Linked DNA regions of Homo sapiens: region 1 is linked to region 2. Evidence: read pairs that join two places in POLR2A ChIA-PET (ENCODE). Cell type or tissue: OCI-LY7. All regions are shown on one strand. Each heading gives the region's core, and the rest is flanking DNA. Links, peaks and the distances in the headings are about the cores only.

Region 1 (12,252 bases), core at 3,886-11,885, 200 kb after region 2:
ACACACCTTCTTAGGAGGAAGCCCATGGCAGGTGATGGCAGCTGTGCCCTGCCCACCTGGGCTCCCCCATCTCTCGTGACAGGCCCACCAAGGACCTCCTGGGGCTCCCTCGACAAACAGGTTAATGAGTCTAATGTCTCAAGGCTTCTGAGAACCTCCCTGGTGCGTGAGGACCTTGAGGGTGAGGATGAGGGCAGGCAATGATGACAGTGGACAGAGGGACCTGCTGTTCACCGCCTTGGATGCTGGTCTGCGAGGCAGGGATCGAACCTGGGGACCCCCTGGGAAGGCAGAATCCACAGGATTGAGGGGATTCCTGGGCCTCTGTGTGTGTATCCTGGGAGGATGCTGCGGTTGGGAACAGGTTTCCAGGCAGGCCAGGCTGGAAGGTTGCACTGTTTCTAATTCAAGGCAGTCCAAAGAGGGATTATCTGTTGGGGCTGGTAAGAATCCAGGCAGGCTTCCCAGGAGAGGCATCGCTTGAATTAAAACTTGTTTATGTTTTTAGGCTGGGTGCAGTGGCTTACTCCTGTAAATCAACCCCAGCACTTTGGGAGGCCCAGCCAGGCTGATCATTTGAGACCAGGAGTTCGAGTCCAGCCTGGCCAACATGGCAAAACTCCATCTCTATTAAAAATACAAAGATTAGGTCGTGTGCAGTGGCTCACGCCTGTAATCCCAGCACTTTAGGAGGGTGAGGTGGGCGGATCATGAGGTCTGGAGATCGAGACCATCCTGGCAAACATGGTGAAACCTCAGCTCTACTAAAAATAACAAAAATTAGCTGGGCGTGGTGGGCGGGTGCCTGTAATCCCAGCAACTCAGGAGGCTGAGGCAGGAGAATCGCTTGAACCCGGGAGGCGGAGGTTGAAGTGAGCCGAGATCGCACCACGGCACTCCAGCCTGGGTGACAGAGCGAGACTCTGTCTTAAAGAAAGGCTTGTTTAAGTTTCTGAACTTGTTAATTATATGTACTTGCAAGTAATGGTCGATGTCACAGGTTTAGAAACTACAGGAAAGCTCACAAGAGCTCACAAGAGAAACATCAACCCCTCCAGGAATCACCATGCGGAGGCTGACCCAGGCCGGGCTCCGGGCGCTCTGGGACTCCTGTTCAAGCGCCTTGCAGTGAGGCCCTGGGTCACTGCAGTACCTCCCGACTGGATCCCTGAGTCTACCCTGGGCCCTTACGGTCACTCCCCACCCAGAGTCAGAGGCCCCCATCACCCCTGTGTGCGAAGCCCTCAGGTGGCTTTGATCCTGCTTGGAGGAAGGCCAAGTTCTCAAGAGGCCAGCAAGGTACCTCGAGGTCGTCAGTGTGCAGACCCCCTTTACCTTCTGTGTCTTTATCTCATTGCCCGTGTCCCCCTAGGATGTGCACTTGAGGGGCACCGGGATTTCGGTCTGTGCCGTTCTCTGCCGTGCCTGTGTCCCCGGCTCCTGGGGAAGATATGTTAAGTGAAGAAACGGATGTGAATGATGAGTGTGTACATGCACGTGTGTGTGGATACAAGCAGAGGGCCACAGGGAGGTTCAGGTTGTTTTTTCCCCCACCGGACCAAATTGAAGACTATATTCAGGATGGAATTCCACAGCAAAAGATATTTACAGAGGGCTTCTCAGCATCGGGGAGACGCCAGTGTGTCACAGCGGTGAGTGCTGTCTGTGCTCGGGGCTCACAGCCTTGAAGAGACACCTAAGACTTGCTTTTTTTATCATCGCTTGAGAATTTCCTTTGATCATACATCTGCATGTACTCCTAGGGGTCTCGGTGGTCAGTGGCATGAACTGTGACAGTGCCCTTGCACGGTACATCATCATCCTGGAGACCCTCATCATTTATTTAATCAGCCCTCGTTGTTGGATAATTGATTCATCAGGGTGCATGAGCACATGCCATGCTTTCAATGGGCGTCTTCGTACATCAATCTCTGTGCACAGCGGATGCAGGACAGGCGAGCCTCAAAGCAAGGCTTAGCCCGTGATGGTTCTTGGCTTTGCCCAGGAAATAATTCAAGGGCAAGCCATGGTAGAGCAGAAGAAAACAGCTTTATTGAAGCAACGGTGTCACAGCTCCGTGACTGCTCCTGCAGAACAGGGCTACCCCCACAGGTAGAGAGGGGCAGCTCAGGGCAGTTTTGCGGACATATTTATACCTACTTTTAATTATATTTTAATTAATGTAGATTAAGGGGCAGTTTATGCAGAAATTTCTAGGGAAGGGGTAGTCACTTTTGGGTTGTTGGGTCATTGCCATGGAAATGGGGGGTAACTCCTGGGTGTTGCCATGGCGATAGTAAACTGACATGGCACACTGGTGATCTGTGGTATGGAAAGCTGCTTCTGCCCCCGTCCCTGTTTTGGCTAGTCCTCAATTGGTCCGGTGTCTGAGCCCCACCTCCAGAGTTGAGTCCCACCTCCTACCTCACAGCCATTTCGTTAAAGTATGTTTCTTTCTCTCCCTTCCTTCCTTCCTTTTCTTTCCTTCCTCCCTTCCCTCCCTCCCTCCCCGTCTCTCTTTTCTTTTCTTTTCTTTTCTTTTCTTTCTTTCCTTCTTTCCCTCCCTCCCTTCCTTTCTTTTCTTTTCTTTCTTCTTTCTTTCTTTCCAAGACAGGGTCTTGCTCTGTCATCCAGGCTATAGTGCAGTGGCACAATCATAGCTCACTGCAGCCTTGACCTCCTGGGCTCAAGTGATCCTTCCACCTCAGCCTCCCAAATAACTGGGACCACAGGCATGCACCACCACACTTGGCCAATTTTTTGACTTTTTTGTAGAGACAAGGTCTCGCTATGTTGCCCAGGCTGGTCTCAAACTCCTGGACACAAGCGATCCTACTGCCTCAGCCTCCCAAAGTGCTGGGATTACAGGCGTGAGCCACTGTGCCCCTCCTAAAATATGTTTCTAGAAGTAAAACTGCTGGGTCAAAAAGGCATGTCTGTTTGGGACGTGTAGTACATATTGTCCTCCAAAAAGATGGTTCCAATTTGGACAGGATTTTTTAGAGTGTTGTCAATTTTTAGTACCTAAGTAGAGAAATTTACAAGTATATATATAAAGAATAGGGACCACCCAGAATCCCACCTCCCTGTAAAAAGTCACTGGTCACATTATCGTTTATGACTTTCCAGATTCTTTTACTATGCATGTTAAACATATATAATGTCATATGGATATATGTGGATATATATATCTAAAAGAGAGAGTGAGCCTGGGAGGTAGGCAGTGTTTCTCCACCTCTAAGCCCCTTTTGATGATGTTATTGTGATGGTCCCTAGAGATGCAGGTTTGAGGCCACCCAGCTGACGGTGGCTGCCCCCTCAGTATCTACACCAGCCAAGAAGAGTTTGAGTAGCTTCACTTTTAGAAGTTTGAATTATGAAACTAGGGCTTTTTTTTTCCATTTTCCAAATATAAAATTATAACACGGAGTTATATATATTTTTTATTATGTTTGCTGACTGTCCAGAATTGAACTTGGCCAGGCGCAGTGGCTCACGCCTGTAATCCCAGCACTTTGGGAGGCCCAGGTGGGTGGATCATTTGAGACTGGAGTTCGAAACCAGACTGGGCAACATAGTGAAACCCCATCTCGAAAAATAAATACAAAAATTAGCTGGGTGTGGTGGCGCATGCCTGTAGTCCCAGGTACTTGCGAGGCTGAGGCAGGAGGCGGAGGTTGCAGTGAGCCCAGATCATGCCACTGCACTTCAGCCTGGGTGACAGAGTGAGGCCATGTCTCAAAATAATAATAATAATAAATAAAAAAAAATTTAAAAGGTGACACTACATTGTAACCTCATTGGAGTGGATTTTTGCTGGCAAAGGGGTTGGATGGGAAGCTGTTGCTACAGGGAGACAGGGAGGAGGGATACAATGGAAAGAGGGGACCGAATTGTTAGGATTGTCTGAAGAATCTGGCCAGGTGCAGCAGCTCACGCCTGTAATCCCAGCACTTTGGGAGGCTGAGGCGGGCGGATCACCTGAGGCCAGGAGTTTGTGACCAGCCTGGCCAACATGGTGAAACCTTGTCCCTACTAAAAATACAAAATGAATCAGGCGTGGTGGCAGGTGCCTGTAGTCCCAGCTACTCAGGAGGCTGAGGCAGGACAATCGCTTGAACTTGGGAGGTGGCGATTGCAGTGAGCCGAGATTGTGCCATTGCACTCCAGCCTGGGTGACAAGAGCGAAACTCTGTCTCAAAAAAAAAAAAAAATCTGGGTAGGGACGAGGCGGGGTTAAGGTTGGATGGTGGCACTGTAGACACCTGGCCTGGGTGATTGATCTTTGCTGCAAGGGCCCTGGGGAGCCAAGGGAGGCTCTAGGCAGGGAAGAGACATGATCCGTGATCAAGGCTGTGTTTTAGACAACTGGCCTGTTGACTGTGCAGAATGGCCAGGAAGGAGATAAATAAGACAAGAGGCTGTTTACTGTGGACTGGCAGGTAATTAGAGCAGGGGCCTACCATCCAGTCTGCTCTGTGGCAGGTCTGGGGGTTCCCTGGGTGTCCCGTGGGCCAAGGGAGGCCAAGCTCAAGGTGAACTTTCTTTTCTTTCTTTCTTTTTTTTTTTTTTTTTTTTGCGGGGGGGAGACAGAGTCTTGCTCTGTCGCCCAGGCAAGAATGCAATGGGGCAATCTCGGCTCACTATAACCTCTGCCCCCCCGGGTTCAAGCAATTCTCCTGTCTCAGCCTCTGGAGAAGCTGGGATTACAGGTGTGCACCACCACGCCTGGCCAATTTTTGTATTTTTAGTAGAGACGGGGTTTCACCTTATTGGCCAGGCTGGTCTCCAACTCCTGACCCTCAGGTGATACTCCCGTCTCGGCCTCCCAAAGTGCTGGGATTACAGGTGTGAGCTACCGCACCAGCCAAGGTAAACTTTCAAGCTTCATTCCCACCTGTGTTAGTTTTTTATGGCTGTGTAACAAGTTGCCAGTTTAAAACTATACACGCTTACGATCATACAGTTCCTGTAGGTCAGGAGTCTGGGCGAGGCTCAGCTTGGTGCTGTGCTCAGGACCTCCCAGGGCTGCAATCGAGGTGTCATCCAGGCTGAGTCTCACTTGAAGCTCAGTGTCTTCTTCTAAGCTTGTTTGAATTGTAGGCAGAATTGGGCTCCTTGTGGTTCTGAAACTGAAGCCCTCAGCTCCTGGCGGCCTCCCCCTCCGCAGGCACTTCACAGCATAGCTGTTTGCGTCTTCCAGCTCAGCAGGAAAGTGGCTGTCTGCTTGGAATCTCTTCTTTCAGGGACAACCTGGATCTTTCAAAAGGCTCGCCTGATTAGGTCAGGCCCACCAGGGAGAATCTTCCTTTTGCTTACATCAGCGTCAACTGAGTGGAGACCTTAATTACATCTGAAAAATCCTTTCACCTTTGCCGCACTCTATTTGTCAGAAACAAGCCACAGTTTCCGCTCAAGGAGAAGGGATTACACAAAGGTGGGACTACCTGGGGTGGGAATCACAGGGCCATCTTTTTTTTTTTTTTTTTTTTTTGAGACGGAGTCTTGCTCTGCAGTGCAGGCTGGAGTTCAGTGGTGTGATCTTGGCTCACTGCAACCTCCACCTCCCGGGTTCAAGCGATTCTTCTGCCTCAGCCTATCGAGTAGCTGGGATTACAGGTGTGTGCCACCACGCCTGGCTAATTTTTTGTATTTTTAGTAGAGATGCCATGTTGGCCAGGCTGATCTCAAACTCCTGACCTCAGGTGATCTGCCTGCCTTGGCCTCCCAAAGTGCTGAGATTACAGGTGTGCGCCACTGTGCCCGGCTAATTTTTTGTATTTTTAGTAGAGATGCCATGTTGGCCAGGCTGGTCTCAAACTCCTGACCTCAGGTGATCTGCCTGCCTCGGCCTCCCAAAGTGCTGGGATTACAGGTGTGAGCCACTGCGCCCGGCTGGCAGGGCCATGTTAGAATTGTATCTGCCACACCGTCTCTCTTTTGAGTCCCCCTTCTGATTTCAAGGTGCTCATTCCTGACTGCCTTATATCCCAAGCTCAATCCATTCCCACTTTTTCTAAGGTGTGAACTAAGAATTAAGAAGTTCTTGGAGAGCCATTACGCAGTGGCTCACACCTGTAATCCCAGCAGTTGGAGAGGCCAGAGCGGGAGAATCACTTGAGTCCAAGAGTTTGAGGTTATAGTGAGCAAGGATCTCACCACTGCACTCCAGCCTGGGAGACAGATGTTCTCAAACACACTGTTTCCAGTACCTCCACTGACCAGCAAGTATCCAGAGGACACATCTAGCTCTGTGTGAGGCACCAGGGGGACACAAAACACAGGGAAGAAAGCACTTTTTTTTTTTTTGAGACGGAGTCTCACTCTGTCACCCAGGCTGGAGTACAGTGGCATGATCTCAGTTCACTGCAACCTCCGCCTCCCGGATTCAAGCAATTCTCCTGCCTCAGCCTCCTGAGTAGCTGGGACTACAGGTGTGCGCCACCACGCCTGGCTAATTTTTGTATTTTTAGTAGAGACGAGGTTTCACCATGCTGGCCAGGCTGGTCTCAAAATCCTGACCTCGTTATCCGCCCGCCTCGGCCTCCCAAAGTGTTGGGATTACAGGTGTGAGCCACCAGTCCCAGCCAAAAGCACATTTTTTTTTAACCTTTGAAGACCTTATTATGTACTCGAGGCTGTTACATTGGCCTGCTTTCTTTTTAAAGATTGTTTTTTCTATAAAGTTATTTTAAAAATATGGAGACTCGTGGATTGTGAGTCACCATAAAATTTAAGCTAATTGGCCTGGCAGAGCGGCTCAGCCCTATAATCCCAGCACTTTGGGAGGCCCGGGCAGGTGGATTGCCTGAGGTCAGGAGTTTGAGACGAGCCTGGCCAACATGGTGAAACCCTGTCTCTACTAAAAATACAAAAAGTTAGTTGGGTATAGTGGCGCAGGCCTGTAGTCCCAGCTACTCGAGAGCCTGTGGCAGTAGAACCAATTGAACCAGGGAGGTGGAGGTTGCAGTGAGCCGAGGTTGTGCCATACTCCAGCCTGGGTGACAGAGTGAGACTCAGTCTCAAAAAAAAAAAAAAAAAAAAAATTAAGCTACTCACATTTTGGCTTGTGTCTTTCCAGATTTTTTACATTGCACGTATAAAATATGTGATAAACACTGATGTGCACATTGCTTCCCCCGCCCCCCGATTTTGAGATTTTGATTATTTTTCAAAGTAGAGCTTAGAGACGGGTTTGCTGGGGGAAAGCATGTGAATATCTTCACGGCTGTTGGTTCCTGTTTCCTAAGGCTTCTGTAAACGCTGTAACCCCTGCTGGTGGTTTGGGATTTGCTTGTTTCTTTGTCTTTCCAGAGGAGGCTGGGTCAGGAGCCCGTTGCCAGCCCTGGAGATCTCCCAGGAGAGCGGAGAGGATGGGGTGTGTGCGGCCACATCGCGGGAACCCAGTCCAGGGCCCTGCAGCGGCCCCACGGCGCCCCCCAGGGGCGAGAAGCAGAGGTGCAGGAGCCGGAGGTACCAAGTTGATTTGGGTCCCCAGCTGGGGCTCCTAAGGCTAGTGGACATCAAAGGAACGGGGGAAGAGCCTCTGGACCGGGTATGCCGGGTCTCTGGACAGAGAAAGTGCCATTTCACCCCAGGAAGGGGAGTACGTATATTTTCTCAAACTCCATCCCTCACCCTGTGCTCCTCCACCGTAAACACTGAGGCACCCATTTATGGGCGGGAACTTTGTGCCAACAACCCTATGCAGTGGGTTCTGTAATTATCCCCATTTTACAGACAAGGAAACCAAGTCCCCGAGAAGTGCCTTGTCCAGGGTCACAGGACCAGAAACTCTAGTCTTTATTTCTCTGGTTTGGGTTTTTGCAAGAGCTGACTGTCTTTCCTTCAATCTCTCTCTCTCCTTCCCCCTCCCTTTCTCTCTCAAGTTCTTTTATTTCACATAAAAAAAAATAAAAGCAGAGACACGCAATGCCCTCTCCCAAACTCAAGCTCACTTGGCCAAATGGGCAAAGGCAGCAAGTTCTTCAGCCCAGGGCAGGGCCTTAGGTACCTTGTCCTCATGGAAAAATGATACCCTGGGATGGGTGCCCAGGAAGCTGCCCACACAGCCCTGCAATTAGGGCTACAATAGCGACAGCAGTGTTTGAATATTTTCTCTTTTATAGGGAGGGCTGCCTCGACCCCTCCCTCAGCTTCCCGGAGCAGCATGTGTAAACGATTAAGCTGGTTTGTTTTCTCTAGAGCGTTCGGAGGAAGTGACATTAACATCCTCATGGTCCAACGGCAAGGCCAGCACCTCCGTGGGAAGGTCCCCGTTTTTTTCTGAAGCTGGCCTTCCTGGGACTGGCCTCCCAGGCCCCCACCTGGTGTGACCTCATCACTGCACAGGCAGCCTCAGCCTGGCGATTCTTCAGGGTGCCCTCCCTTTGGGTTGAAAAGTAGAAAGGCCTGAGATGCCTGCACCAGGCCTGGAGCACTGGCCAGGGGCCTGGGTTGGGGGGTCTGTCCACTCACGAGCTCCCAGGTTAGTGCTTCCTGGGGGAAAACAGCCTGCTCTTCCCGGCTGCCCGTGAGTGCTCTGCTCTGGGCCCCCATGCTCTGGACCAAATGCGGGCACAGATCCCCCAGATGGGGAAAGGGAGCAAGCTTTGTGCCTAGGAGGACACTCAAGCCAGGTTGGACCCCAGCTCTTGTCTGGGTGGGAGGACAGGCCTGCATCTTCCAGAGGCTTCCACCAGGCAAGTCCCATGGCCAGGATCTCTTCTTCCTGGTCACTCCTGTGTGTCTAACCCCAAACCAGCTTTTTTTTTTTGGCAGAATCTCACTCTATCAGGCTGGAGTACAGTGGCCTGATCTCGGCTCACTGCAACCTCCACCTCCTGGGTTCAAGTGATTCTCCTGCCTCAGCCTCCCGAGTAGCTGGGATTACAGGTGTGCCCCACCACGCCTGGCTAATTTTTGTATTTTTAGTAGAGACGGGGTTTCACCGTGTTGGCAAGGCTGATCTCGAACTCCTGATCTCAAGTGATCTGCCCGCCTCGGCCTCCCAAAGTGCTGGGATTACAGGCGTGAGCCAACGTGCCCAGTCTGCAAACTGGCTTTGAAGGCTCCCAGTCTCCCCAGCCCATCACCAAGTCACCAATTCCTGTTTTTTTTTTTTTTTTTTTTTTTTTGCTGCATCCGAAACATCTCCCAGCTCCACCAACTCTGTCCCCATCTGGCCCAGGCCACAGCCCCTCCCACCTGGACACCCGCCCTGGCCTCCGCAAGGGGCTGTCTCCTTCACTCTTAGCCCACGGTCCCTCTTCCTCATGGAGGCTCAGGGCACGTCCCTCCACCAAGCAAATCCCCTCCATGGCTCCCCACAGACAGGGTGACATCCAAACATCTAGTCCCGGCCACACAAACCTCGTTTGAGCCAGTTCCTGTTCCTCTCCACCTTCACCCGGCACCAGGAGATCCAGCCCGGGAACAGCTCCCACTGGCCCAAAGAGAAGCTTCTGGCCTGCCCCAGGGCTACACTCATGCAGTCCCCTCAGCCAGAAACACCGTTGCCCCTCCCCCCTCTTTGGTGAACTCTTCATCCTCTCAGGCATACCTCCTCCAGGAAGCCTGCCCAGATGCCTTCAACAAGGTTTGGGGCCCCGTCTGTGCTCCCTGGGCCCCTGCAGCACCCCCTCATAGCCTTAGTGGTGCTGTAATTATTCCTTTGTCTTTGCCTCCTCATAGCATGGCGCAGCCTCTGCGGCCAGGAACCTTGCGTTTCATAATATTTTCTCAGTGCAAGAATGGCAAATGGAGGTCCAGAAAGCACTTACCCGAGGCAGAGGCCAAACTGAGCCAGAAAACACAAATCTGACTCCCCCTCCTCCCCCAGTCCAGGGCACAGGCCTGGCCCTCACAGTCAGGTGGGGCTGAGCAGCTGTAGACCTCAGCAGAACTCCCCCTCCCCTCCACCCCAGCCCCCACTGGTGCCCCAGGCTCTCCTGCTGGTCAGAGGCCCTGCTGCGGCCAGGGAGGAAGCCGTCCAGCCACCGAAGGAAGAAGTCACACAGCGACCGGGCGGTCACTCTTCCCCAGGTGTGTTTGCACATCTGAAGGGGCCACGTTCTGTGGTGGAAATCCGGATGGAGTATGGGGAAGAGTATTCAGGGGTGTATTGGGGGCAGGTGGGAGATGGTCCTCACTTTATTCACAAGTGTAGCTGCTGTACCTTCTAACTAAAGTGGGGGCCAGGCACAGTGGCTCACGCCTGTAATCCTAGTACTTTTGGAGGCTGAGGTGGGTGGATCACCTGAGGTCAGGAGTTCAAGACCAGCCTGGCCAACATGGCGAAACCCCATCTCTACTAAAAATACAAAAAATTAGCTGGGCGTAGCAGCGGACGCCTGTAATCCCAGCTACTTGGGAGGCTGAGGCAGGAGAATTGCTTGAACCCCTGGAGGCGGAGGTTGCAGTGAGCTGAGATCGTGCTGCTGCACTCTAGCCTGTGCGACAGAGCAACACTCCGTCTCAAAAAAATAGAATAGATAGATAAAGAAAGAAAGAAAGAAAGAAAGAAAGAAAGAAAAAGAAAGTAGGTTGTCCCCGTGCAGACTACTCATGTGTGGAGCCCCATGGCTGGCACTTTAGGGGCATGGTGACCCTGCATGGGCAGGGCGGGATACTGGAGAACTGGCCCAGCTCATTGACTCCATCGAGATTCCTTGCTGTGCCATCTGCCACCCCGCCACCCCAAGGGCCAGGGTTCCCACCACCATTGCCCAGGGCTGACCGTCTTTGTGCCCTCTGGGATGGGGGAGTGTTGTCCTACCTCCCGGGGGCTGGACTGGGGTGACTTTGAGCAGAAAGGCTCTCCTGACTTCCCTGGTGGGCGTGGGGACAGGTAGAGGGACTGGCCTCAGACCATCCCTCACCCCTGTTTTCTGCAGATCCCTCGTAAGTGGTGTCACTGGCTGGTGGCACCCTCAGTTACTGGCTGCAAATGGGTGGGTTGAGGGACTTGAGTCTTCTGCTGGCCTCAGCTGTCCTGGGAGCCTGGCCGGGACCTACAGTCTGCACCTGTTTTCTGGGCCATTTCCTCAGCCCCTTCATGGTTAAATGGCCGGAGAGATCCCACGCCTTCTGTGTGCCCAGAAGCAAGGGACTGAATGTCCTTCCATCTGTCCCACACACCCTCTGGCCAGTCTAGGAATCCATGATCACCCATCCTGCCCCGCAATAGGATGGGGAGACGATCCCTGCCCAGGTTCACACAGCAAGGCTCTGCCCAAACATCTGGGTGTCCCCTTGGGACTCAAGATGGGAGATGGGGTCTAGGGTGGGTTTCTGTCCTCCTCTCCCACCCCCCCAGCCCCCATTTCTGGGGGCCCTGCAGGGTGACAGAGGACTTCATTCCCGGGAACAGTACAGATATGAGGGCAGTGGGCCTCCCATGGCTGCTGGTCTGAGCCAGGCCGAGGCGGTCTCCATGCCTGCTGCAGGCCAGAAAAGGGCCCAGGAAGGCCATCCAGCCCTGTGGGGTCCCAGCTCTCATCTCAGCCACCAACATTGTTTGCGGCCCTTACCCACCTTCCTGCAACCTTTTGGGGCTTAAAAAAATGGTTTTATTTCTTAAAGACAAAAGCTTTTTGGTTTTAATACACAAACTAAATGAGGTCCTTGGCAGGCTCTTCCACCTTCCGGCCCAACCCCTCCAAGGGTTGTGGGCTGCAGTCTCTGGTGGCCAAGGACAGAAGAGCTGGGCCCGGCTGCAGGGGCCTCAACAGCCTCGTGGGCTCGGGAGTCCAGGCTGGACAGACGGGCCAGGAGAGCTCATCCAGGAGAAGGTCACTTCCTGGGCGTCTGCCCCCTTTTCTATTGCTGTCCACCCAGGGAGGCGTCTGGGTCCTGGTGGGACTGGACTTCAGTTCACCGTAGGCACCTGGCTGTGGTGCAGGCTGAACTCCTTGGCCTTGAGACGGAGGCTGGCGATGCTGTTGGCCATGTTGACCCCTGGGGTTGCGGGGCCTGAGCTCCCAGGGCTGTAGGGTGGCACTGTGCTGGGGGCGACATGAGACACAGGTCACATGGGTGCGGTTGGCTTCTGGGTATCAGTGCTCGACCCCAGCCTCTGGTCCTGCCACCCCCCTCCTTAGCTTGCTCTCCTGGGCAGCCTTCACCCAGGACTGGGGGTGATTTGGAGCTGTAGGGTTTGGGCAGGAGTCAGAAGTCCCCCCAGCTCAGTGCTGGGACACAGGAGCCTCCATATGAGCCATGAGCTTCCTGACAGCAGGGCCTGGGTTGGTC
Region 2 (15,821 bases), core at 4,156-12,155:
TATATAGTTTATCATTTAAGGAACAGCAATGTATAAAACTGAGAGATCTGGGGCCATGTTAAAAACTTAGTAAGTCTCTTTATTTATTCATTCGATCAATGTATAAATAGAACCAGTCTATATTTGCTCATCTAGTTAAAAGGTCAAAAGCCATAGGCAGCCTTGAAAAATGATGCAAGAGGGCTGGGCGCGGTGGCTCATGCCTATAATCCCAGCACTTTGGGAGACCGAGACAGGCGGATCACGAGGTCAGGAGATCGAGACCATCCTGGCTAACAAGGTGAAACCCCATCTCTACTAAAAATACAAAAAATTAGCTGGGCATGGTGGTAGGCACCTGTAGTCCCAGCTACTCAGGAGGTTGAGGCAGGAGAATCACTTGAACCTGGGAGGCGGAGGTTGCAGTGAACCGAGATTGCACCACTGCACTCCAGCCTGGGCAACAGAGTGAGACTCCATCTCAATAGAAAAAGAAAAGAAAAGAAAAGAAAAATGATGATGCAAGAGTGGTAAGATGCAAGGTTATAACTCGGTTATACCACATGCCTCATGTGAAATGAGCAAGTTTCTTAGTACACTTGTATTCTCTGCTTATGACAATTGAGACACTGCCAAGAGTGTTATTCTCCTTAATATTTTGAAATATTAAGGAAAAAGTAATATTGAATTAAACAGGCCTGGCATATGGTGCCTCATCATGCCTGTAATCCCAGCATTTGGGGAGGCTCAGGTGGCAGGGTCGCCTGAGCCCAGGAGTTTGAGGCTGCAGTGAGCTATGATGGTGCCACTGCACTCCAGTCTGGGTAACAGAGGGAGACCCTGTCTTAAAAAAAAAAAAAAAAAAAATGAGCTAAACAGGAAATAGCCACACATTTAGGCCATGCTAATAATCTAAATTTAGCTAACTGAATGGATGACGGTATTTTTGTCTTTAAACCCATTAGGATTTCAAAATATTGGGCTACAGTTCAGTTTCTAAAATATTGTTTTCTTTATTTAGAAACTGCAACTCTGACCTTTTAGGCAGTATGGCTTAGTTCCATAATGATATTGAGAATGGACTATGTTAAGAATTACCAAGAAGTGGGCTGGGCGTGGTGGCTCACATCTGTAATCCCAACACTTTGGGAGGCTAACGCAGGCCGAGGCAGGCAGATCACTTGAGGTCAGGAGTTCGAGACCAGCCTGGCCAACATGGTGAAACGCTGTCTCTACTAAAAATACAAAAATTAGCCGGGCGTGGTGGCGGGTGCCTGTAATCCCATATACTCAGGAGGCTGAGGCAGGAAAATTGCTTGAATCTGGGAGGCAGAGGTTGCAGTGAGCCAAGATTGTGCCACTGCACTCCAGCCTGGGCGACAGAGTGAGACTCTGTCTCAAAAAAAAAAAATTACCAAGAAGTGAAATCATGTATAAGCCATACATCCTTAGGTCTGTTTGGATTTATTTGAGGGAGATTCCCAAGGGTTTGTCAAAAAATTCTCAAGTTTAAATTCTGTCTTCCTGTTGGACAACAAAAGCAGCGTAGATCTGATTCTAAGACGTCTGTGACCCAGCCTAGGCAGCGGGGGTTATTCTGGACTTTTTAGAACATTATCTTGAAATTCTGTGACACTGACTCGTTGCAAGTAAAACAAGCCAACTCTCTGTACATCTTTCTGCCCTGTAGTAATATTGCTGTAAGATGCAGTGTCTTTATTCTCAGAATGGGAAATTTAATTTAATTGAAAGAATAGCTTATGGTCTGGTTTAGAATGGAAACACTATCTCTTTGAGGTAATAGTTGCTATTTTTAGACTGACTTTTAAAAAGAGATGAGAAGTCATGATGCTTATTAGCTCCACTTAGTCTTAGACATTAGGAGATAGTCTCCAAAATACCATTAACTGTTATCCCAAATAAGTTCTCCAAAATACAAGATATTTTAAAGGTATTTTTGTCATAATGAGTAATTGATTCAACACTAGTTTTAGCGACTCTTAAATTCCATTGTCAAATAAACAATTTGCTAAACAGAAATAGATTTTCCATAGTGAAATTTGGTTAGAACAATGGTGCATTCCTAGGCCAGAGTTTCAGAAGTGGATATTAATTCAAAGCAGCTGGATGCAGGGACTGAGAAAAAGACAGTCCTGTCTTTTTGCTGCGGCTTTGGAGAATCTGATGTATCACAGTATTTTGCTGTTTTTGAAGGTTTCCCTATCCTTGTAGTCAGTGAGAGTGAGTGAGACTGTAGAAATAGATCGTCCTTTGCAATTGTATGTCCAAGCATGGAAGAAAAACTCCTGGAGAGACAGTGTTCCTTTAACATAAAAGGCAGACCGTCTAAAATATACTTTGATTTATTATCTTCTACACAGCTTACTTTCTAGGCTGGACTGTAGACATGTTGGTCCTTATTCAGCGTCTTCCACAGTTCACGTCTAGGGCCCTTGTTATGTTTTCAGGATTACTGCATAGAAACAGGGCAAAGGGCATTATGAATCTATTAGGAGGTAATATGCTTACAGAAGGAATTATGCAGCTAAAGCTAAAACATGATTAGGGATTCTGTGGAGCTACAGGAAGAGGATCACAGCCACTTCCAACCAAATGGTGCTGGGTGGGGTACCTCTGGCACCAGCTTTCATGGGTAAAATATTCTACTTGGGTAAAATATTCTAAAATATTGGCGTGAGTGGATTTATTGTCAGAAAGCTTTTATCTGCTCTCATGGGTTGTGTGTGTGTGTATGTGTGTGCGTGTAAGTACATGCATACATATTATATATAATGATGGCATTCTGATGTGATGCCTGTTTGAGATCTTAAGTTATTTTAAAAACTCACTTAGATAGAATCTTCAAAATAAACGGGGAAACTACCTCCTGAGCTCTTGCTGTTCTTTACAGAAGAGATGAAGAAATCCCCCACTGGATTTTTGTGAGACTTTCTGAGGAAGCCTTGTGAATAAAATAGAGACTGTTTTAGAAATTTGAGGTCTAATGGGAATTTTTTTTTAAACATTCATAGCGAAATGATACATGATGAAACTCAGCAGCTGAAGAGTTAATAGGGCATTTGTGCTGGACGGGCTCGGGGAACAGATGGAATGCATGTAGGTGGGAAAGCTATTATTTAAACAGAGGAGGGCTACTGTGTGTTGGAAGGGGGTGGATTTTTGAGGGTAGCTGGGTACTTAACATTTTGGGGCTAGACTAATATATTTACTAGTGGACACAGGAAGAAGCAGACGCCAAGGCATATGGTCAGGAAGGGAGTTAACAGGCCACCAACAAAGAGGAAGAATGCGGCAGCTGAAATCAACTGAGGGTAGATGAAAAGAGGATAAAATGGCACCGACAGATCCAAAGGCCTTAAGAAACTCAAAAAACCTCAGTAATAAGGAAATGTGTTTGGAAATACTGATATTGTTACCTTCATTTGGGAAGTGTTCACGTGTGAATAGGGAAGAAAATAAGGGAAGCAACTGTGAATTACCTTAGGCTTTCACCAGATGAGTATGAGTAAAATGTGTGAAGTGAAATTCAGGTTAACCCTTCAAGTCACATAGGCAGGAAACCAATAAAGAAGATTGACATGAAAAAAAAAGCCAATACTAAATGTTCCCATCAAGAAGAAAGTGGAACAAATACTTCAGCTTTCCTCTCATGTGTTTCTTTTCTTTTCTTTCTTCCTTCCTTTTTCTTTCTCTCTTTCACTTTCTCTTTCTTTCTCTTTCATTCGTTTGTTCTTTTTTTTTCTTTTCTTTTTTTTGAGAGAGATAGTCTGGCTCAGTCGCCCAGGCTGGAGTGCAGTGGTGCGATCTCGGCTCGCTGCAACCTCCGGCTCCTGGGTTCAAGCGATTCTCCTGTCTCGGCCTCCCAAGTAGCTGGGACTAAAGGCGCCCACCACCACGCCCATCTAATTTTTGTATTTTTAGTAGAGACGGGGTTTCACCATGTTGGCCAGGATGGTCTCAATCTCTTGACCTCGTCATCCACCCGCCTCAGCCTCCCAAAGTGCTGGGATTACAGGCGTGAGGCACCGCACCTGGCCTCTTTCGTTCTTTCTTCCCTTTCTTTCTCTCTTTTCTTCTTTTCTGTCTTTTTCTTGTGTTTCTGATTTTCTTTCTTTCATGATTAGGTCTTAATTTTCTTGTTTTTGTTTGTTTGGTGTTTTGTTTTGTTTTTTGAAACAGTCTTGCTCTGTTACCCAGGCTGGAGTGCAGTGGCGCAGTCACAGCTTACTGTATACTTGACCTCCTGAGCTCAAGCAATCCTCCCACCTCAGTCTCCCAAGTAGCTGGGACCACAGGCACACATCACCACACCCAACTAATTTATTTATTTATTTATTTATTATTTTATTATTATTATTTTTTGAGACGGAGTCTTGCTCTGTCGCCCAGGCTGGAGTATAGTGGCGCGATCTCGGCTCATTGCAAGCTCCGCCTCCCGGGTTCACGCCATTCTCGTGCCTCAGCCTCCCGAGTAGCTGGGACTACAGGCACCCACCACCACACCCGGCTAATTTTTTGTATTTTTTTTAGTAGAGACGGGGTTTCACCATGTTAGCCAGGATGGTCTTGATCTCCTGATCTTGTGATCTGCCCACCTCAGCCTCCCAAAGTGTTAGGATTACAGGCGTGAGCCACCGCGCCCAGCCAATTTATTTGTTATTATTATTTTTTGACACAGGGTCTCGTTCTGTTGCGCAGGCTGGAATGCAGTGGTAGTGATCACAGCTCACTGCAGCCTCAGCCTCCCAGGCTCAAGCAATCCTCCTGCCTCAGCCTCCTGAGTAACTGGAACTATAGGCACATACCACCATGCCCAGCTAATTTTTGTAGAGAGAGGGGTCTCACCATGTTGCCCAGGCTGGTCTCAGTTTCCTGGGCTCAAGCAATCTGCCCACCCGAGCCTTCCATAGAGCTGGGATTGCAGGCGTGATCTACCACACCCAGCCAGGTCTTAGTTTTCTGAAACATTGGTTCAGTAAAACAAAACAAAAACAAGCAAACAAACAAATAGTTGCCCTGGTTATGTTGGAAGACAGCCTATTTCCTGTTGTGTTTCTGGCTTACTGCAGTGAATTTGCCAGGTCACTTAAAGACCAAAAACCCTATCTTCATCTGGCAGGAGGTAGTTTTTTGCCTTGTGTGGACCTCAAATTGTGTTAGAGATTCACAAGATTATATTTATCAAAATAACACCACAATGCTATGTGAATCTAAGGTGGTATTAACGGCACAACCTCTTGTACTTCTGGATGACTTTAGAATTTATAGACATTCCTGTTTGAACTTTAAAATCCATTCTGCAACTAGTCAACAATTGTTGCCCCTTTTTTAGGTATGTGATCAATCAGAATATGAATTAGAGAAAAACAAATGTGTAAATTATTGATTTTTTAGGAGAAAAGCAATGCAGTAAAACATAAAATAGCACTCCTCAAAAAACATAAAAAGCATAAAGAAGTTGCCATACTTATTCCCTCTTTAGCATATATACTAAATATAAACATGCTAGAGAGCTTTAGAAAAGTCTCCTTAGGTCAGTGGTTCATATGCCTTTTTAGTGCATGAACCCCATTGAGAACTGGGTTTAAAAATTCATGGATTTCCCAGCCAGGCACCGTGGTTCATGCCCATAATCCCAGCACTTTGGGAGGCTGAGGCGGGTGGATTGCTTGAGTCAAGGAGTTCAAGAATAGCCTGGGCAATGTGGTGAGACCTCCTATCTACAAAAAAAATACAAAAATTAGCCAAGCATGGTGGTGCACGCCTGTAGTCCCAGCTACTTGAGAGGCTGAGGTAAGAGGATTGCTTGAACCCAGGAGGTTGAGGCTGCAGTGAGCCAGGATCGTGCCACTGCACTCCAGCCTGGGTGACAGAGCGAGACCTGGTCTCAAAAAAAGAAAAAAAAAAAATGAATTTCTCATCCCCTCCTCAAAAAAAAAAAAATGTGTATATGAGATGAGCAGAGGTTCCCACAAGGGTCATCCAAATAATGTAAATTGGCCCAAGTGCAGACAGTATAGAATGGTGTGTCAAACTAGAAGGTACACGCCACGTTAAGGCAGTAGGGAATGGTGGAGGTTTATACAAACTAGGATGCACATTGCTTACCTAAAGTCAATTCAATTCAGAACATTAAAAAGCACCCGCGGAATACATTTGAGGTAAATCTGGCCCCTAGGCATCCCAGTGTGCAGTTCTAGGCTTTTATTGATTGCACCCAGGCTTTTATCTATGGTGTATAAACGTAGGAGTATTCTTGTTTTTGCCCTAAGGCCCGACAACAAGCTCAAATACGTCACCAAATGGCAGAGGACAGCAAAGCAGATTACTCATCCATTCTCCAGAAATTCAACCATGAGCAGCATGAATATTACCATACTCACATCCCCAACATCTTCCAGGTAAGTCCTGAACATCTCTCAGATTTCATGTTTTATGCTTTGCTTTCCTTAGAAACATGACACTTCTGAATCGTGATTGCTGGGTTTGTATTCTGAGTCTGAGTCTTTATATAATTCCAAATTTCCACTAATTTTTTTTTTTTTTTTTTTTTTTTTTGAGACAGAGTCTTGCTTTGTCACCCAGGCTGGAGTGCAATGGCACAGTCTCGGCTCATTGCAACCCCTGCCTCCTAGGTTCAAGTGACTCTCCTGCCTCAGCCTCCCGAGTAGCTGGGACTACAGGCACGTACCACTGGGCCCGGCTAATTTTTGTATTTTTAGTAGAGACGGGGTTTTGCCATGTTGGCCAGGCTGGTCTCAAAGTCATGACCTCAGGTGATCTGCCTACCTCGGCCTCCCAAAGTGGTGGGATTACAGGCCTGAGCCACCATGCCTGGCCCTTTTTTTTGTTTTGTTTTGTTTTTGTTTTTTGAGACAGTCTCACTCTGTTGCCCAGGCTGGAGTGCAGTGCACAATCACGACCCACTGCAGCTTTGAACTCCTGGGCTCAAAGGATCAAGGGATCCTCCAAGTTCAGCCTCCTAAGTAGATGGAACTACAGGCATGCACCACCATGCCCTGCTAATTTTTAAATTTTTTATAGAGATAGGGTCTTGCTGTGTTGCCCAGGATGGTCTCAAATTCCTGGACTCAAACAGTTCTCCAGCCTTGGCCTCCCAAAGTGCTAGGATTATAGGCATGATAAATCATTTTTTAAAGCATCTAGATCAAGCATTGACTAGCAATATGAATGAAATATAATAATCTCAAGATTAATCAATAACTTTGCAAATTTCTATAGTTTGCACCTGCAGCCAATTATTTGTCAGTCTTTTTTCTTTTTTTCTTTTTTTCTTTTTTTTTTTTGAGATGGAGTCTTGCTCTGTCACCCAGGCTGGAATGCAGTGGCATGATCTCAGCTCACTGCAACCTTCACCTCCTGGGTTCCGGCGAATCTCCTGCCTCAGCCTCCTGAGTAGCTGGGATTACAGGCACCTGCCACCATACCTGGCTACCTTTTTTGTATTTTTAGTAGAGACGGGGTTTCACCATGTTGGCCAGGCTGGTCGTGAACTCCTGACCTCAGGTGATCCGCCCGCCTTGGCCTCCCAAAGTGCTGGGATTACAGGCGTGAGCCACAGCGCCTATTTGTCAGTCTTAAACTATGATTCTGTGATTAATGCTGTCTTTGCTAAAGGGATGATTGTGGTTATAAAAATGCCAACTTAACTATAGAAGTCAAAGCAGCATTCATAGAGTTATAGGATTTAAACAAATGACAGTTCTTTCTTTTGGATTGTTTTCTTTTGCTCATGTTAGGTTGTCAAAAATGGTATGAGAAAAGATAGACATATGTTCTTCCATTTTACAGATTTTTTGCAACTTTGAGTCCAATTGTAGAAAAAATAAATAATATATTTGCTTCTTGGTGTCTACACACACAGCAAACAAGTCCTTGTAAATTATAGTTGGAAGATACACTAGCATGTATTGGGCTGAGGCAGTTAATTAAATACTGTGCTTTTGGTAAAAGGTAAAGTAGTAGATTAAAGATGGAGAAAACGTTTGAGGTAGATTACAAATAGTGTTAGTAATAAAACTATTGGCCAGGTGTGGTGGCTCAAGCCTGTAATCCCAGCACTTTGGAGGCCTAGGCAGGTGGATCACCTGAGGTAAGGAGTTGGAGACCAGCCTGGCCAACATGGCGAAACCCCATCTGTACTAAAAATACAAAAAATTAGCCAAGTGTGGTGGCGGGGGGAGGGGGGGTGGGGCCTGTAATCCCAGCTACTTGGGAGGCTGACGCAGGAGAATCACTTGAACCTGGAGGCAGAGGTTGCAGTGAGCTGAGATCACACCACTGCACTCCAGCCTGGGTGACAAGAGCAAAACTCCGTCTCAAAAAAACAAAAAGAAAAACAAAAAAGAACTATTGAGTTTGGCATTCTTACTAAAATTAGAATGGAATTGTGCAAAGCATATATTTGGGCAGCCTAACATGTCTAGCAATTTATAAAATAAATGTACAGCTGGGTAATATGGAGGCTCCGTGTACTTAGAGCCGCTCTAACTCTAACCCATTTTTTCCTCAAAGAGAACTTGTTAGAGGTAACAATGCTGCCGAAAAACAACTTTGTTTAATAATAATGGACCAAACTTACTTTATACAAAATCTAATGTTGCAGAAAATACAAGAGATGGAGGAAAGGAGGATTGTGAGAATGGGAGAGTCCATGAAGACATATGCAGAGGTTGATCGGCAGGTGATCCCAATCATTGGGAAGTGCCTGGATGGAATAGTAAAAGCAGCCGAATCAATTGATCAGAAAAATGTAAGTATTGCCATTTGGACTTCATTGATAACTATTTGCAGATCCATTATTTCTCCCCATCCCCTTTCCATTTGACCTCATGTCATCATCTCATGGTGGATGGTTGCTTTTGGTGGTCACACATGCTCTGTGTCTTGGATTTAGCTGTATAATTCCTTTTTTGGTAAACACATTTAAGTGGTAAATTGTCCGAGACATGACAGAATTGAATTGAAGTATTTCCTGGAAAAAAGGTAAAGGCTTTGTTTCCTCTAAGGCAGGGTTTCTTTCTCTTTTTCTTTTTCTTTTTCTTTTTTTTTTTTTCTTTTTGAGATGGAATCTCGCTCTGTTGCCCAGGCTGCAGTGCAGTGGCGTGATCTTGGGTCACTGCAACCTCCACCTCCCGGGTTCAAGCGATTCTCCTGCCTCAGCCTCCTGAGTAGCTGGGACTACAGGCGCCCGCACCACGCCCAGCTAATTTCTGTATTTTTAGCAGAGACGGGGTTTCACCATATTGGCCAGGCTGGTCTCGAACTCCTGACCTCAGGTAATCCGCCCGCCTCAGCCTCCCAAAGTGTTAGGATTACAGGTGTGAACCACTGCACCCGGCCAAAACAGGGTTCCTTCAGCACTTTTGACATTATCTCAGGCCAGATCATTTTTCTTGTTGGGGGCATTTCAGAATGTTTAGCAGCATCCTGGCCTCTACCCAGCAGAGGCCAGTAGCACTCCCCGAGTTGTGACAATCAAAAATGTCTCCACACATTGTCACATGTCCTCTGGGAGGGCAAAAGCTTCTCTGGTTGAGAATACTGCTTTAGGGCAGTGTTCTCCATTTGAATTCCTAGAGACCTATTTCTCAAAAAAATATAAACTAGAACACCAGCATAGGCTTTTACTGTTAATTTGAAGACACAAATATTCAACATAAAAGTTATGCTGCTGGCTGGGCACAGTGGCTCACATTTGTAATCCCAGCACTTTGGGAGGCCGGAGCGGGTGGATCACTTGATGCCAGGAGTTCAAGACCAGCCTGGCCAACATGGTGAAACCACATCTCTACTAAAAATACAAAAATTAGCTGGGTGTGGTGGTATGCCCCTGTAGTCCCAGCTACTCGGGAGGCTGAGGCACGAGAATTGCTGGAACTCAGGAGGCAGGGATTGCAGTGAGCCAAGATCACGCCACTGCACTCCAGTCTGAGTGACAGAGCGAGACTCTGTCTCAAAAACAAACAAAAAAATCAGAAAACAATAGTTCTAAATTCTAAAAGCTCGGATGAAAAGCTCAAATGATGGCTTTTGAGAAGAATGAAAAAAGCTGGCCAGCTGTGGTGACTCAAGCCTGTAATGCCAGCACTTTGGGAAGCCGAGGCAGGCGGATCACCTGAGGTCAAGAATTTGAGACCAGCCTGGCCAACATGGCGAAACCCCATCTCTACTAAAAATACAAAAATTAGCTAGGCATGATGGCACATGCCTGTAATCCCAGCTACTCGGGAGGCTGAGGCAGGAGAATCGCTTAAACCTGGGAGGCGGAGGTTGCGGTGAGCTGAGATCACGCCACTGCACTCCAGCCTGGGTAACAGATTGAGACTGTCTCAAAAAAAAAAAAAAAAAAAAAAAAGCTACTAGGAAAAAAGTTATTATCAATCAGTACAATTTCGTTAGTTATCATCTGTATGAGATCATCATAATTCATTGTTTTTTTGAGATGGAGTCTCACTCTGTCGCCCAGGCTGGAGTGCAGTGGCGCGAGCTCAGCTCACTGCAACCTCCGCCTCCTGGGTTCATGCCATTCTCCTGCCTCAGCCTCCTGAGTAGCTGGGACTACAGGCGCCCGCCACCACGCCTGGCTAATTTTTTGTATTTTTAGTAGAGACGGGGTTTCACCATGTTAGCCAGGATGGTCTTGATCTCCTGACCTCGTGATCCACCCGCCTCTGCCTCCCAGAGTGCTGGGATTACAGGCATGAGCCACCGCACCTGGCCAATTCATTGTTTAAAAAGTGTTTGCATGCTTCTGAATGTATTTATATGCTTGTGGGTATAATTTCAGGATTCACAGCTGGTAATAGAAGCTTATAAATCAGGGTTTGAGCCTCCTGGAGACATTGAATTTGAGGATTACACTCAGCCAATGAAGCGCACTGTGTCAGATAACAGCCTTTCAAATTCCAGAGGAGAAGGCAAACCAGACCTCAAATTTGGTGGCAAATCCAAAGGAAAGTTATGGCCGTTCATCAAAAAAAATAAGGTACTGATGGTTGGCGTGAAATGAGTTTTCTAAGGTGTGGAGATTTTGACTTGATCTTTTAGTCTTAGAAAAACTAAGATCCTAAACCTGTAGTTTCAGAATGCAAAAGAAGAAGCTAGTGTGCTACCTTATGTTGAGACAGTATTTCTTTTTGGTGGTGGTATCTTTGCCATGGCCCTGTGTCTTATTTCAGATGCATTATCCTCGTACCGTGACTCCCACACTAACAGAGTACTGACCTCTCCACCGTTTCGCCTCATGCCTTTCCCTCCTTCCTCTCCTAGACTGCTGGTTACCTTGGCTGGGAGAGAGGATGTAGTGGGACATTCCTGTAACACTTTATCCGCACATCTACTGGAAATCGTTACCATGTTAATAACTTGGTTTTGAATTCATGTTAACATGTGTACCCATGAACATTTTTCATTTTCTTTTCATAGTGCGATACATAGGTGCATGACAGCATTAACCTGGGGACGTAGAATATGATCAAGGCAGCATTACTGCTTTAACTTTAGAATGACTTACTATTTATTAATTTAAACAGACTGCTGTTTCCACAACCTTAGCATTGAAGGTCTTTCATTTTCTCCCATCAAGCTATGTTAGTTTAGGTAATGTAGAAATATTTACCCTCTGGCTTAAGCTGGTTTAGAGTAACTAACTAGAGCTATAGTTTGCATGGGAAAGTCTGCACGAGCTTCTTGTCAGATATTTCTTGCTCTTCTGTCGCATTACTTACTAAACCTCCCAACTCTCATCATATTCTTCATTTAACCACCTCCTACATGTTTTCTTTTGGACCATGGCCTAAAATTTAATTGTTTGTGTTTTACTTGCGTTGGATTTCAAATATTATTTGATGCTTATTTTTGTTTTGTGTCTTCTTGTTTCTGATTTTTACTCTGTCACGGCTCCATCTCTTACATGTAGCTTATGTCCCTTTTAACATCCCCCCATCAGCCTCCCCCTCCCCCTCCTGCCTCTGCCTCACCCTCTGCTGTTCCCAACGGCCCCCAGTCTCCCAAGCAGCAAAAGGAACCCCTCTCCCATCGCTTCAACGAGTTCATGACCTCCAAACCCAAAATCCACTGCTTCAGGAGCCTAAAGCGTGGGGTAAGTTCTGCTCCGGAATCCTGTCTCTCTGGCGTGCTTTGGTTGCATGTTTGGTTCTGCATAACTAATTTTGTTTGTGAATGAATCCATTGTGTTTTCCCATAACATATAAAAAAGTTAAAAAAAAAAAAACAAAAACCATTATAGCTAGAAAGAAAAGCCAGAAAGAGGAAGAAAGAAAGAAGGAAGCATGGTGGTTGGAAGAAAGGAGAAAACCAGACAGCCCAGAGTTCTTTCTATTTGTTTCTTTCTTTTTTTTTTTTTTCCAGACAGAGTCTCGCTCTGTCACCAGGCTGGAGTGCAGTGGCGTGATCTCGGCTCCCTGCAACCTCCACCTCCCGGGTTTAAGCGATTCTCCTGCCTCGGCCTCCTGATTAGCTGTGATTACAGGCATATGCCACCACGCCCAGCTACTTTTTATATTTTTAGTAGAGACAGCATTTCATCATGTTGGCCAGGATGGTCTCGATCTCTTGACCTTGTGATCCGCCCGCCTCGGCCTTACAAAGTGCTGGGATTACAGGTGTGAGCCACTGCGCCCGGCCTTTTTCTTTTCGTTTCTAGTACATTTTGGAAGGACTTTACCCCTCTTCCTCTTTAAAGCATCCAAGTCATGCATTTTCTACCTTAATTTTACCAAAAAAAACCACTTAGATTTCATTTCTAAAACTAGCGACCTGAGACTGGGCGTGATAGTTCACATCTGTAATCCTAGCACTTTAGGAGGCCAAGGCAGGAGGATTGCTTGAGCTCAGGAGTTCAAAACCAGCTTGGACACCATAGTGAGACCCCCATCTCTTAAAAAAATATATAAAAATTAATAGGACAAGCGCAGTGTCTCATGCCTGTAATCCTGGCACTTTGGAAGGCCGAGGCAGGAAGATTACTTGAGCTCAGGAGTTCAAGACCAGCCAGTACAACATAGTCAAACCCCATCTCTAAAAAAAAATAATAAATAATAAAAACATAAAACTAGCAACCTATGAGATGAGGAATTGGAAGTCACTGTGTAAGTCAGAAAATATTGCCTTAATAACTACTGAAGCAATGTGAGTGTAATGAAGATACTTGCCTGAGCTATGCCTCAGGGTCGAAAGGAGAAGAGTCATAAGTCACAGTGGTTTCATTCGCTATTTTAGTGAGATTATATAAGATGTTGATAAAATATCTGTTGATTGGAAGGGGCCTGATGCAGAATTTCTCTTTAAAGGATGAAACAATAAAAGCAGCTGACACTTACTGAGCACTTATTGTGTGCAAAGCTCTGTTCTGTGTGCTCATTTACTTTTTTCCAGCCACCCTATGAAGCCCAGGTAGTACTCATATTTCCTTATTTTACTGTAAGGAAATTGAGGCATAAAAAGGTGAAGGTGGGAAGATACAGAGCCGGGATTTAGATCCGGGGAGTCTGATTACAGAGTCTGAGATTCTGTGACATCCACATTCAGGGAGAAACTACTATATTGACTCGTAAGTGGTTGTTATTAAGATTGAAGTCCGCTGTCCTCATTAAGATTGATGTGCGCTTACATCATAGAGATAATGGAATTGATGCAGCCATCCAATGTAGATACCAGTTTCGTTTACAGAGAAAGATTGGCATAAAGCAATGTGTAGATTCCCAAATCATTCTCAATGGCCAGTCTAGTCTAAGCCTTCCCAAAATATCTTTTATAATGAATATAATGAGTAAACAGATCTTTAGACTGGGCCCAGTGGCCCACGCCTGTAATCCCAGCAGCGTTAACATATCCAGTAAGGTTTTCTCCTTTTTTTTTTTTTTAAATCCTACCCTGTGGGAGTTGCAATACAGTTGTAGTGGAATGCTTTCTTGTACAAACATAAGTTTTACTTTTCCCTTCTCCTGGACTCTCCAGTCAACTGACGGTTGGGTTACTTCTTTCCAAATAGTACCTGGTAGTGCCCCAAAGCCAGAGGTGGATGCCATCCTTTCTTGAGTGTCAACTGACACATTGGCCTGGGAAAAGATTCTAAACTACAACTAATTAACTAGAGGAGAGATGTCCTTCTTAGACTTGGAATCAACAGCTGGTTACTAGTAAAAGAATAACAGTAGTCATTGTTAACCTGACAATCGTATTTCCACAAAAACAACTCTGTGTAAAAAAGAGGCCTGGCACAGTGGCTCATGCCCGTAATCCCAGCACTTTGGGAGGCCGAGGAGGGCGGATCACCTGAGGTCAGGAGTTCGAGACCAGCCTGACCAACATGGTGAAACCCCGTCTGTACTAAAAATACAAAAATTAGCCGGGCATGGTTAATGTCCGGCTAATTACAGGCGGGTGCCTGTAATCCCAGCTACTCGGGAAACTGAGGCAGGAGAATCGCTTGGACCTGGGAAGTGGAGGTTGCAGTGAGCCAAGATCACGCTATTGCACTCCAGCCTGGACGACAGAGCAAGACTCTGTCTCAAAAAAGAAAAAAAAAAAACCCATGAAAAAATAGCCAGGCATGGTGGCATGTGCCTGTAGTCCTAGCGGAGGCTGGGATGAGAGGATTGCTGGAGCCCAGCCAGGGCAACAGAGTGAGACCCTTTCTCCAAAAAAAAAAAAAGTAAAGAATGTAAATTCATAATTGATAACAAGTTTATTATCAATGCTTTTTAAAAATAGGGGACAAAACAATATTTCCTCACATGCAGAGTTCTTTTAATATGAGAATCTCAAATTTATAGTTGGTAGAATTATCTTGAATTATCTTGCTTTAATGCTATCTATCATATCAGGTTAAGAATTAGAAATGTAATTTCCTAAAGATGTGAAAAAAGCCGTTGGTGGAAGGCAGAATACAGCTTCAAAAGTGGATGATGGATTGAGCTGAGATGTATAATTAGGACTTGAGTAATCTGCAGCTTCTTGGCTCAACGATGCTGGCGTTTAGAACTCCACTCATTGTTAATCCAAGAATTTCCAAGACAAGGGTGTTTTTGCTAGACTGAAAGTTTCATATGAACTGTCAGTTAACCCATCTCTGCCGCTTTACCAAGCACTCATGTGTTATATTTATATATTATCTCTGTATTTTTTTGGACTCTCATGATGAATATTCATGATTGTTTACCATTTGTTTATGTGTCTATTCCAGTTTTCTCTTAACATTACACAGTCTGTTGGCCAAAAATGGTTTGTGAATCTGTGGTTCATGATATTCTCTAACTATTTAGAAAAAGACCAAAGAATTCAGTAATCAATAAATGTAAGAAAAGGATGGTTAGAAAAAGATAAGCTGGGCGTTGTGGCTCACACCTGTAACCCCAGCACTTTGGGAGGCTGAGGTGGGTGGATCACGAGGTCAGGAGTTTGAGACCAGCCTGACCAACATGGTGAAACCCTGTCTCTACTAAAAATACAAAAATTAGCTGGGCATGGTGGTGCACACCTGTAATCCCAGCTACTTAGGAGGCTGAGGCAGGAGAATCACTTGAACCCAGGAGGCAGAGGTTGCAGTGAGCCGAGATCATGCCACTGCATTCCAGCCTGGGTGACAGAGTGAGACTCCGTCTAAAAAAAAAAGATTAACACTTAAAACAGTGAAATGGGAATCGGAAACTGGTTCTTTTGATGATTTAAAGGAAAATCTCTGTTTTACCATAATCAGCAGTATGAATTTTATTTCTTACTCCTCAAACGTGTGCTCAGCAAATCTTTGTTAAAAAAAATTTCCCAAATGATGTGTT

What was found. Peaks named below come from ENCODE experiments on the same cell type or tissue, not always from the same donor. Only the 100,000 strongest peaks of a DNase experiment are listed, where the experiment ranks them.
Region 1: POLR2A ChIA-PET joins it to region 2 with 11 read pairs; 4 of 35 experiments call an interaction of 5 or more read pairs at or near these places.

Annotation. Positions count from the first base shown.
Region 1 is chr9:129,721,970-129,734,221 of GRCh38, reverse strand. PRRX2 (paired related homeobox 2) reads right to left here. Exons shown (of 4, transcript NM_016307.4): 4 at 11,548-12,005. The coding sequence ends at 11,870. It overlaps LOC124902284 (a long non-coding RNA gene), which reads left to right and starts at 7,355. Exons shown (of 2, transcript XR_007061815.1): 1 at 7,355-7,473; 2 at 7,890-7,933. RefSeq lists a silencer at 7,278-7,471 and an enhancer at 9,011-9,510. In OCI-LY7, for the core only: CTCF peaks have their summits at 7,204 and 7,425 (motif pointing left); a DNase peak (open chromatin) is centred at 7,461.
Region 2 is chr9:129,920,147-129,935,967 of GRCh38, reverse strand. FNBP1 (formin binding protein 1) reads left to right here. Exons shown (of 17, transcript NM_015033.3): 7 at 6,273-6,401; 8 at 8,627-8,773; 9 at 10,811-11,008; 10 at 11,942-12,124. Among named protein-coding and RNA genes, the nearest start is that of MIR6855, 58 kb to the right of the region's middle. RefSeq lists enhancers at 2,781-2,930, 2,951-3,010, 3,031-3,130, 3,271-3,340. In OCI-LY7, for the core only: no CTCF peak of the experiment used is centred there; no DNase peak of the experiment used is centred there.